Regions from separate parts of the Mus musculus genome. Here region 2 is linked to region 1. The links are chromatin contacts, found by Hi-C or POLR2A ChIA-PET in ENCODE. All regions are on one chromosome and are shown on one strand. Each heading gives the region's core, a stretch centred on a gene start or an enhancer-like site at or near the end of the contact. The rest is flanking DNA. Distances are from core to core; before and after follow the strand shown. Region 1 overlaps Ano6 (anoctamin 6). Region 2 overlaps Ano6 (anoctamin 6).

The links. A loop is a pair of places that touch in the nucleus more often than their neighbours do. ChIA-PET counts read pairs that join two places held with the same protein, here RNA polymerase II (POLR2A).
Region 2: a loop to region 1 is called in a map of heart, with 2.5 times the contacts of the local background. The contact joins two enhancer-like sites. A Hi-C loop is called at or near these places in 1 of 37 maps with a recorded cell type or tissue (heart). POLR2A ChIA-PET finds 5 or more read pairs at or near these places in 1 of 5 experiments (Patski).

What each region holds. Positions count from the first base shown.
Region 1 is chr15:95,832,151-95,837,830 of GRCm38, reverse strand. All of the region lies in intron 1 of Ano6 (anoctamin 6), which reads right to left. Among named protein-coding and RNA genes, the nearest start is that of Gm17546, 4.9 kb to the right of the region's middle. Within about 2 kb of position 1,855, at least 1 of the 3 ENCODE cell types and tissues checked has a DNase peak (open chromatin) inside an H3K27ac peak, as active enhancers do; it is heart, where a contact is called at or near this core.
Region 2 is chr15:95,877,769-95,884,001 of GRCm38, reverse strand. The region is part of intron 2 of Ano6 (anoctamin 6); the gene reads right to left. Among named protein-coding and RNA genes, the nearest start is that of Gm41389, 31 kb to the left of the region's middle. Within about 2 kb of position 3,286, at least 1 of the 3 ENCODE cell types and tissues checked has a DNase peak (open chromatin) inside an H3K27ac peak, as active enhancers do; it is heart, where a contact is called at or near this core.

The sequences.
Region 1 (5,680 bases), core at 606-3,105:
TGTTTCTGTGAGACACTCCTTCAGTGAGTCTTCAACTACCAGGACATAAACCAACAAGGGCAGAGGACATGGGGACCTGTGCTTGAAAGACAACACACAGGCACTTAGCAACTGGCTTAGGCACTGGAGAAGTCCCATCCTAAATGAGGAAGGGCCAGAGGCAAGTTTATTTCAACCACACAGGTTCTTCTAGAACTGAAGGCCAAGGTGGGGCAGAGGGCAGAAGGATAAGCCAAATTCCACTAAAAATCAGTTATCTCTTGTTTTAAATCCTGGGACTATTTAACATATCACCTCTCCCTCTTTGTCTCAGTTAATATTCCTCCCCCCTCCCCCCTCTCTCTTTCCCACCCTGGTGGGTTGTTGGGGGGGGGGGGATGTGACAGGGGATGGGATGGGACAGATAAGACAGTCCAAGATGTCTACCAAGCTCTCCAACTGCTTCTGTTTTCTCATAGAAATCTAACATGAGTCCTCCATCCTTGGAAGGGTTAGAGAGTCCACGCTAAGGGCAGGAAGAAGCCTGCACAAGTGCCTAGAGCCCACACACACACAGCCCACCTCCTCCCTCTCTTCTTCGCCTCTTGTACTCTGGTTGAAGTATTTCATAAATAGCTGGAGCTGAGGGCAATAAAGAGCTAAAAATACCAGCACTGAGGGTTTCTAACAGCAAACGGTGCAGCCAAGTCACGGTGAAGGAAGCCTGGAACTGCAGGGGGAATCAGCAAAATTCTCTAGATAAAAGTCGGGGTTCGGGGGTTGGAGGGGACGCCAATGGAGGGAGGAACGAACACATCTTCAGACTGGTCATCTGAGACAAATGCATCCACACGAGAACAAAAGACATTACCAAAAAGAGACACAAAGCAAGAAGCATTTGGAGGACCAAAAAGAAAAAAAAAAAAAACTATGAAAACTCAAACTGCGGCAGAAATTAAAGTCACCAGCAGGCTTGAGCCATCCAATTCCGGGTATGCTCATTAAGTTGGATCAAGAGATCAAAGAGCAATCGTGCAAAGTGTGGGAGCCAATATCAGATGACAGAAGTATTCACAAGCTGAGATAGAGAAAGAAAAAAAAATCCCAGCATATAACACTTTTTTTTTCTTTCTAGAATTAAAGGCTATTTTGCTCCCCAAATTAAACTTTCTCCCCCCCCCCCAAAAAAAGTGGTCAGGCGTGGTGGTGCACACCTTTAATCCCAGCACTTGGGAGGCAGGCCGATTGCTGGGAGTTCAAGGACAGCATGGTCTATATGGGGGTCTCACCCTGTGGTCCTCAGCCCCTTTGGGGTCTGACTGACCCTTTCCCAGGGTAGAGTATCAGATATTTACATTACAATTTTAACTGTAGCAACAAGAGAGTCATGAAGTAGCAACAAAAATGATGTCTGGCTGGGGGGTCAGCACAACATGAGGAATATATGAAAAGGTCACAGCCCTGGGAAGCGTGGGAACCATTGGTCTACATAGTCAGTGAGTTCCAGGTCAGCCAAGGACAACAGTTAAAAAAAGAAAAGGAAAGGCCGGCCAGAGCGAAGGATCTGCTAATGTTTCCACATGTTAACAGGATCTAAATCAGGACTCAAAAAGAAAAGCCCACAAAATCCCAGAGGAAAGGGTTTATATACAGAAGATCAGAGTCTGATGCATAGAACTTGTCAAGAACTAGCTGGAGAAACATCCTTGAGTGCAAGGTCATCAGTTAAAATCCAGGAAGAGGAAGGCATTTTCAGACGTGTCTCTTCCATCTCTGCAACTCCAGCCTTCCTCTGTGAGGCCCTGGGAAATGTGTCCATGGAACACTCAACCAACAGGAAAGACAACACATAGCAAGGCCCTCCTACAAGACAGAGCCTAAAGGAGCTGGCAGGAAGGTGCTAAGTGGAAACCATTCTCTGCCCTGAGAGCAATGGAAGGTTCCAGAGGCTCTTCCTCCAAAGATGACCTTGACAGAATCCCTGTGTGGCTGGTTATATCGAAGAGAGATTTACAACTGGTATAGAATTTGAGGTTGAATTATTCATAACTATATCAAAGATTAACAATGAAAAAAAAGTCAATATTGGCCGTGCAACCTAACCATGAGAGGCAAAAGTAAATCAAACTATATTAAACGGTTCATCTGTGGAGAAGATTCCACAGTTGCAATAAAGTAAACACTGGATATTGATCTCATCCAAATTACAGTACAATTACAATATGATTACAGCTGGCAAAAAAATGAGAACTGAGAAGCAAGGGGCAGGAGGGGATGAAAGCAAACTAAATGCTGGCACCAAAGGATGGTGCCTAAACCTGAGAAACAGATAAGTTACAGTGTCAGTGTGTGGATTAGAAAGGCACACCTGATACCCCCTGACAGCTCACAACTGCCTGTAACTCTAATTCTAGGGGAAGCAGATGCCCTCTTTTGTCCTTCAGGACACAGTACACATAAACTCATGTAGGTATATACATATTCACACACAGAACAAATAAACAAACACGTTTTTACAAAAAGGAAGAAAGAGTTCATTGGTAGAGCACTTGACAAGCAGACGTACACTCTGGGGTCAATCATCAAGCCTAAGAAAATAAAGAGAGAGAGAGTGCATGCTCACTTCAAACATCTCATGAGAGCCAGTACCTACAATATGCCGGACCCTACGCTACATGCAAAAGATGTATCAGTGTACCAACCATAAGATGTTCCTTTGTGGGAACTCACTCTGCTTAGAGAAAAGAAGGACATTAACAGGTTGCTATGTCAGACTATATCTCAGGTAACTATTTGGGGCAGGGTGGGGAAAGGAACGACATCTGAAACCTGAAAGAATGGGACAGAAGTTGACTGTGGGGAAAAAGAAAAGCTTTAGGGGAGGAGGGGAGACCGATGGTGCAATCGCAGAAAAGGTTTGGGTGTGCTCACGACAATGCCTTGGGGTCAGTCACCAAGACTGAAAGAACATAAAAGAGAAAAGAGGCCACCCTCAAATACACCTCTCAATACCCAGCCAATATGACCCCAAAGGAAGGCAGAGAAGAGGAACAAGCTGAAGTAGAGGAATCCAGATGGACTCCAATGAAACGCATTCTGCGAGGCAGACAAGAGCAGAGTACCCCAGCATCACAGAGCTGCCTGATGCAAGAGTGGGCATCGCACACCAGCCAGTAGACTACTGTTGGGGGCAGCTAACAAGGTTGACTGAAGTGGAGACAGAGAAGACAAAGTCAAGATCATTTTGAAAGGAGAACTCAGGTTCTGGAAGGAATGAAGGTACCAAAAGAGTACACATGGTGGGACCCATGGCTCCAGCTGCACATGTAACAGAGGATGGCATCAGTGGAAGGGGAGGCCCTTGGACCTGTGAAGGGTTGATGCCCCAGTGAAGGGGAATGCTAGGGCGATCGGGGGGGGGGCACCCTCACAGAAGCAGAGGGAAGGCGATGGGATGGGGGTTTGAGGAGTGGAAACTGGGAAAGGGAATAACATTTGAAATGTAAATAAATAAGATATCCAAAAAGAAAAAAGAAAAAGATATCAAAGGAGAAACCCGGACCGGTTCCCACCTCATGTAGGTAGTATTTCAACTCTGGAGATGGGGAGGAGGTAACACTGTCCGTCCACAGACAGAGAAGGTACCAGAATAGGAGGCAGGATAGAGTCAGGGACACATGAAGCAAATCTAGACTTCGTTCTTGGAGAAGCAGGCAAATGGAGTGTTTGAAGCTCAAAACAGTTCAAAAGTGTTATATCAAAGCCCTGGGCACAGAAGAATATGCAGAGAAAATGGGGCGCAAAACCATAGCAGGAAAAAAAAAATAAAGTCACCATTCCAACATCCTACAAAGAAGGAAATGCTATCAAAGGACCAGAAAATAGACAGCAGGAACTGGGAAGACAAATTGGGAAGTAATTACAAGAAGGAAGTGAGCCCTGAGTGAGTTTCAAGGAAGTAGCATCCATCCAATCCAAGTAGCATTCCCAAGCTAGGGAAATAAAGCATTGTAGAAAAGAGACAGAAGAAAACCCCGGGATTCCACTCACGGGCCACTGTGACTCGCTGTGCAGGGGCACAGGACTCTGTCTCAGAGTGCTCATCTAGAACACGGGACACAGGAGAGGTGGGGTTCTCAAACCCCAGTTCTCAACGATGAAGCACAAACCACCGACCATTTTGCTCATCCTCCTCCGATGACCTAAGGATCCCGAATAGTGACCCTCAAGGACGTCCCATCCCGCCAAGCTTAGTAAGAGGTCTCCTGGAGAGCAACCAGGAAACCCTGGGACCCACCTGTGAACCAAAAAAGGCTCTGATGGGCAAGCTTCCCACGCTGGAAGCAGACAATGTCCTGGCAGAGAAAACAAGGTTTGTGAGCACGGGGCAGAACTGTTTTATCCGGCTGCTGTGTTTTTCTAGCTCAGGGCCTGTGGGAAGAAAGGAATGCAATGAAGCTAGAATGTCTCATTTGGCTGATGCAGAGACACAGGAGAGGTGGGGTTCTCAAATCCCAGTTCTCAACGATGAAGCACAGATCACCAACCATTTTGCTCATCCAATTCCTCCAAATCAAACACATCTGAGAATAAAATCACAAATTTCTAAACCCATGACTTTAAACCACAGGTGGTCCTTTTAAAATATGCAACTGGCACAGACCGAACCCATTCACGGACCATAAGGCTTCGCTGCACATATACATCCTGGGTCGATCACTGCAGTCAAGTTCATTAGCACATATACCACCTCCCACCCTGCTGGGCACCGCACCCCTAGAACTCACTCACCTCAACTTTAAGAACCAGCTGATGGTACCTGCCCATTCCCCCTCCTCCAGGGCCTGACAACCACGGTTCAGCGCTCTGCTTCAGTGAGTTTGACATTTTCAGATTCCACATATAAACAGTATTTGGCTTTCCTTTCTGCCTTATTTATTTAGCACAATGTCCTTCAGACTCATACATGCTATCACAAATGGCACAATTCCTTTTTTATACGGCTGAATAACACTAATAGGCATGTGCATATATACACATACATACACACATGCATACATATCCCCATAATACTCATAGGCATGTACACACACACATACATATCCCATAATAGTCATACACACACATACAGACATGAATATATATTCCATAATAGTCATAGGCATGTACATACACACATATATATCCCATAATACTCATAGGCATGTACACACAAATACATACCCCATAATAGTCACAGGCATGTACATACATACACACACATAAGTGAGTATGTACACACATACATACATATCCCATAATTTCTTAATCCATTTATCATTAACAGATGGGTATTTCCATATTTAAGCTACTGCAAATAATCCTTCAATGCATGTGGAAATGCAGATCTTGACTTCATTTCCTCTGGGTATATACTACGACTGTCTGATAGTGCGGAAGTTCTACTCTTAACCTTTCCTTGACCCACCATGCTGTTTTTCATAATGGCGCAGCAATTCACATTCCCATGGAGGTATACATGTGTTCGCTTTTCTCCACACCTCACAATCGTCGTCTCACCAACTTACCAATTGCTTAATAGAAGTTCTAAGACACTGAAGCAAGCGCTCTTCTTCCAACATAGTAAATGCTCAAAGTTAATAAGTAGTCTCATTTGGAGGCCTCATCACAGGGCCAAAGACACAGGACTTAAAAATCAGAA
Region 2 (6,233 bases), core at 2,037-4,536, 45 kb before region 1:
CCCTGACTAAGACACCCCCTTTGCTCCATTGTTCAAGTCAGTGCTCCCAAGTCAATAGTCTCTGTTTTGTTTCTAAATAAAGAGGCGCTGGCCAACAGGTTCCTCAGCTCAGGATGAACGCTGCAGTTTGCTGAGTCAGTTATCTAGACTTCCAGCTTCCTGATACAGCTATCCAGAGACTGACTGTGCTCTTCCTGATACAGCTATCCAGACCGACTGTGAGCTAAGCAGAGCACGGCTGTGGGTATGGTGGAACACAGCAAGTCTTCAGATCTTCCCTCCTGTGCAATTCTTCTTCCACAGACTCCCTCAAGGTTGCAGTCTTTCACACCCCTGGTGACGTGAGATTGGCAGTCACCTAAGGTCACACCCCTGGTGACATGAGATTGGCAGTCACCTAAGGGTTTTCTTGACGTGGTAAGATATCTATGGTGCTCTTCATCTGCTCAGGGTACTCAGCAGGGGTGCTCTCCCTCAGTTTTTCTAAGCCCCACGCTCCTCTCAAGCCATTGACCTTTACTGTGGAAACTGATATTTTTAATTTCATTGAAATCAACAGGAAGGAAAACCTAGAGTCTCAGGAAACAGAGGGCCATGTAGGTCAGCATACATTGGGCGATTTTTTTTAATTGGATATTTCTTTATTTATATTTCAAATGTTATCCCCTTTCCTGGTTTCATCCCCAGGAATCCCCATCCCATCCCCCTCCCTGCTTCTATGAGGGTGTTCTCCCACCCGCTACCACCCACTCCCACCTCCCCACCCTCACATTCCCCTACACTGGGTCATGGAGCCTTCACAGGACCAAGGGCCTCTTCTCCCATTGATACTCAGCAAGGCCATCCTCTGCTACATACGCAGCTGGAGCCATGGATCCCTCCATGTGTACTCTTTGGTTGAAAGTTTAGTCCCTGGGAGCTCTGGGGGGTGGGGGGGGGTCTAGTTGGTTGATATTGTTGTTCTTCCTATGGGGTTGCAAACCCCTTCAGCTCCTTCAGTCCTTCCCCTAACTCTTCCATTGGAGCACCCCCCCACCCCTGTGCTCAGTCCAATGGTTGGCTGCAAGCATCCATCTCTGTATTTGTCAGACTCATAGAGATACTGCTTTCCCCCTTCGACTCAGGCCGTCTTAGAAGTGCTGCTGGTTGTGCAGGGATGGGATCCACAACACCCAGTCCCAACGACTCATTTATGACAATGGCAGGAAAGCATTTAAAATGCATCACAGGGAAGAATAAAAATGAGAGTTCATAAAACCTCACTCAGTTGTTAGAAATGGTCTATGAATTAAATGCTCCAAAGGAACAAGCTCACAATAGAGCCAGGGAGACAGCCAGAGTTCAACGCACTTGCTGCTCTTGCAAATGACAGGTCAGTTGGCAGCATCCACATCAGGCAGCTCACAAACATCTGTAAATGCTGTTCCAGGGGACCCAATGCCTTCCGGCTTCTCTGGGCACCTGATTTCACATGCACATACACCCACACAGAAAGATACACATGCATACGTATGTGTGTATATATTTAAATATATATGTTTATGTGTGTATATGTTGACAAGAGCTGAGGAGTGTCTGATATCTCACACTAATGTACCAAGGCTCAGTTTTATAGGAATTCAATAAATTCAACCTGGCTTCTACTTCAAAGTCAGCTAGAAACAGTCAATGATAAGGTATTACAGTACCCACTAAAGGCAGCTGATTGGCTAGATGGCTAGGAGTTGTGTATATATGTGTGTGTATGTATATGTATGTGTGCATTCATGTGTGTGTGTGTGTGTATATATATATATATATATATATAATACATGCATATATACACATATATGTATGCATATGCATATATATACATATGTATGAATATACATATATACACACATGCATGCATAAACATATATACATATGTGCACATAAACAGACACATGAATATGTATGTTTATATACACACATATATATGCATATTCATATATACATATACACACACATTCTTAAAAGTGGCTAAGCTTTTATGCCTGAATATTTCTCACAGTATATGGCATTTTTGGTATCTTAAAACAAGATATTGCATACTGTTACTTAGGAAGCCAAAAGGAGAAAAAAGAATGAGGACTTTGGGGTCCAGGAGATCTAGGCTCAAATCCCAACTCTATTGCAGACAATCAGTCACATGCCTTGGTGTATGCATGTTATCCTTTCAGGATTAGCGCCATGGCGAAAAGACCGTGTTCTCTGCTGAGACAATCAGCCTAAAGTCTGGGGTACAGACAAAGGTCAGTAAGGGAGACCCATCGGTGCTCTCTACTTAAATGTGTCCTTTCCTGAACCTTGTCATCCCTGGGTGTTCATACCTACCACCCCTCTCCCCTCTCTCCATCTGTCTCTCTGTCTGTCTCTGTCTCTCTCTTTCTCTCTCTCTGTCTCTCTCTCTCTCATGCCTTTCCTAGCTATGAGCTGCCTTTAGTGGGCACTGTAACACTCTATCATTCACTGCTTCTAGCTGACTTTGAAGTAGAATCCAGGTTAAATTTGATGAATTTCTATGAAACTGAGCCTTGGTGTTTTAGTATGTGGTATCAGACACGTTAGTTGTCTTCAGTTTGAGGAAAATAGAACTAAAGTGGAAGAAGGTCCCGTTCCATAAATAAATAAAGTACTAAAGTGGAAGGTCCTGTTCCCCAAATAAAGAAAGTATGCTAAGGCTATAAAGGTTACCACTAAACTGTACTCTGCCCTTCCATTCGGTATATTTCAAAAACACTTTAAAAAAAAAAGATTTATTCTTTATTATGTAAATGCACGTGCACCTGAGTGTAGGTTTCTACATGTACGTTCAGGGTTCTAGGAGGCCGGCCGGAAGTGGTCACCGGCTTTCCTGAGGCTGGAGTTAGAGGGAGTGCGAGCCACTTGACATGGGCTCTGGAAAGGAGCCCAAGAGCTCTGCAAAAGCAGTATGAACCCTGAACTGCTGTGCTGCCCGGCAGGAGCAACCCGCTAAAAGAAGGCATGTCATTGTCACGGAGAGTGAGTGCAGGAACAATAATGAACAGTCAATAAAGATAAAAGGTTGGGCCAGAGAAGGCGGGTGGAAGAAAATGTGCTAGCCACTGGGACAACTTCAACTGTTGGACCCTAGTAATGAACACTGGCTGGAAGCCTCTGGCAGGAGCATGAAGAGGAAATGCGTTATCAGAAGGAAGCATTCTCAGTCATCTGGGAGGACAAAGTCATTATGGGGACCTTTTACAGAAACGCCCAGATTGTGTCTGTTTCTCTAACAATGCCCTTAGGAGGGACTGGGGAGATAAAATACAGTGCAGATAACCTCTGACCTTTCTGGCTCCAGTTTCATCTCAAGTTTCCTTCTAAAGCTGTCTCCCCAACCCTCAGGACCCTTGGGGTATCACCCACCCTGTGCTGGGCTCTCAGTGGCTGAATCACAAGTCACACTACATACTCACTGCTCTCCAGTTCACCCCATACTAACACTTCTAAACAAACATGCTCAAGTCCCACACGAGACAAAACCCTTCAGCTGCTCCCAGTGATTTCACGGAAAGCCTGGGCGTCCCTGCTGGGTACGTAACACGGCTCTTGATCTGACTATAACCTACAGATTATAAACACGTTATTCCCTATTCTAACTATCCAGTCTGACCTTACTTTTTCTAACCAGGGTTTTGACTGCCATCTTCTTGCTCTTGTAATCTCCCCCCATCCTTCTCTAACCACCTATGCAAATTCTAGTTCGGCTTTGTTTTCTAAGTCAGTACATACGTGCTGTACACACCTCTGAAGACTCCTGACCCTTTGGGGGAGGGTCTCTGAAAGGCCAAGAACATTTCCATAACTTAGAAGATGGTGTTTATCTTTCTAGTGTTAACATCTGCAGGTCAGTGATTAAGAGTGATGGAGGTGGGCTGAAGAGATGGCTCGGTAGTTAGGAGTGCTGGTTACTCTTCCTAGAGGACCTGGGTTTGAGTCCCGGCACCCACATAGCGGCTTACAACCTCTGCATCTGTGGTTGCAGAGGATCCCATACCCTCCTCTTCCACCACACACGCTTGTAGTATAGACATACATGCAGGCAAAATACCCATATCTATAAAATAAAAAGGGTTTAAAACAAAATCATACTGGCTAGTTTTGTGTCAACTTATCACAGAGAAAGGAGCTTCAATTGAAGAAATGCCTCCATGAGATCCAACTGTAAGGCATTTTCTCAATTAGTGATCAAGGGGGAAAGGCCCCTTGTGGGTGGGACCATCTCTGGGCTGGTAGTCTTGGGTTCTATAAGAGAGCAGGCTGAGCAAGCCAGGGGAAGCAAGCCAGTAAGTAACATCCCTCTATGGCCTCTGCATCAGTTCCTGCTTTCTGACCTGCTTGAGTTCCAGTCCTGACTTCCTTTGGTGATGAACAGCAATGTGGAAGAGTAAGCTGAATAAACCCTTTCCTCCCCAACTTGCTTCTTGGTCATGATGTTTGTGCAGGAATAGAAGCCCTGACTAAGACAAAAATGAAGGGTGAAGACCACTGCTTTGCTGAACACAGTGACCCCACTGCGCTTGCAATCAGTCCCTAGCCACACTCTCCCCTTCCTGCAGAGCCTCACCACCTGGCACACTCACCTCCCAGCTCTTTAACATGCTGTGTAAAGACAGAAGTTCTCGTAAAGCACTGTTCTCTATCTCCACATCAGAGTTCCCCGAAGTCCCTGGGAAAAGCGCTTCTGAACTGTGACCTCAAATATCCCTGTGCACCAGGAAGGGTTCTTTCTATGCCACTGAAATTGACTAAAATATAATTATAGAGACTTAGGTAGCTGACAGATACTGTTGAGAAAACATACTTGCCATTAATGACTATATCCTAAAACTTCAAGCAAGTATAAGAACGCAGCACACTTGTTTGCATCCTGACTGACCAGTTGCTTCCTAATAATGACTTTTTGTTGAGACTGAAGGTAATGTTAGGAAATGTGACCTTTTTTTTTTCTCTCATTTTGCATAAGGAAACAAGTAAACCTTTGTAAGAGCTGCTAATCTCCAATATTTACTACGACATAAGCAAAGAAGAAAATCCAGCTATCTACTCTTGCACAGACCTAAAAATTAGATAAAACAATGTCATTTCTTCTGCATATTCTAGATTAATATATGCGAATGTATATTAACATGGTTCAGTATTAATTTAATTAGCACTCTTTGGTTTATTGTTGGTCATATTTAAACTATTAAATGTGTTAAGTTTTAGTGCACAGTTTTAAGGTCTAGTGTACTGAACATTATGTAGGCCCATGTTATTGAGTGTAAAATGTTAAGACTTTAAAGTTGAGAGCTATAGTTCTATACAATTCTAATATTGCATGATATAAAGTACCATAATATAATGGCATACATGTGTAACATAATAGATCTTTGTGGGTACACTATCAGTAACTTTAATTGGACCATAATCCAGAAGGAAAAGTCTGTTTTGCTCTGAACCTGCAACACCGGGAAAAGCAATCCAATGGATACTTGTTGCACTAACTTGATGTAACATATTCCAGTGAAATTAGTTAATGTAACCACTCGCTTAAAGTCTTATACTTAGTTGCCAAAAGACAGGACCAACAGTCTATCTAACCTTGCAGGTTTGCGGAGACTGCTGTGGATGATGTAGGCAAGCAGCAACTCCATCTTGATGCAGCCCCCAGTTTCTCTCCATTCCTTCACATTTTTATGTCTTTGGTTTGCTCATTTGGGATGGGGCTGAGGCTCCTTCTGTGACACTTGGGACCGCCTTGAGCTCCAGATCCTCCTGCTTCACACCCTCCTGTGCAGCTGAGATTTCAGGCTGATGGCGCTGCACCCATTCACAGTGGGCTTCAGTGTTTAATCCCCTCATCTTTGTGTCGTGGGTCCATTTTCTAGGGTCTCCTTTACCTTCCATGGTAAAGCGTCGGGATTTTCCCTTGCCTGCCTGCTGAGGTTCCCTAGCTCAGAGCACCTTCCCTTTCCTTAAATGTCATGTCTCATATTCTAATGGTTGAGCTATTTGTGCAATGGTTTAATCAATGTCTTGTCTCTCACTAGAACGTATGCCCCAAGGGGACACAGACTGTGCCATCTTTTCATTGCTATTTCCCAAGAGAATTTCAGAAACATTAAATGGGTAAATATTATTAAATAAATCAACTGAAATTAATTCCTCATTTACCCTGTGACATTTTACAATGGGGCAGATGAAGT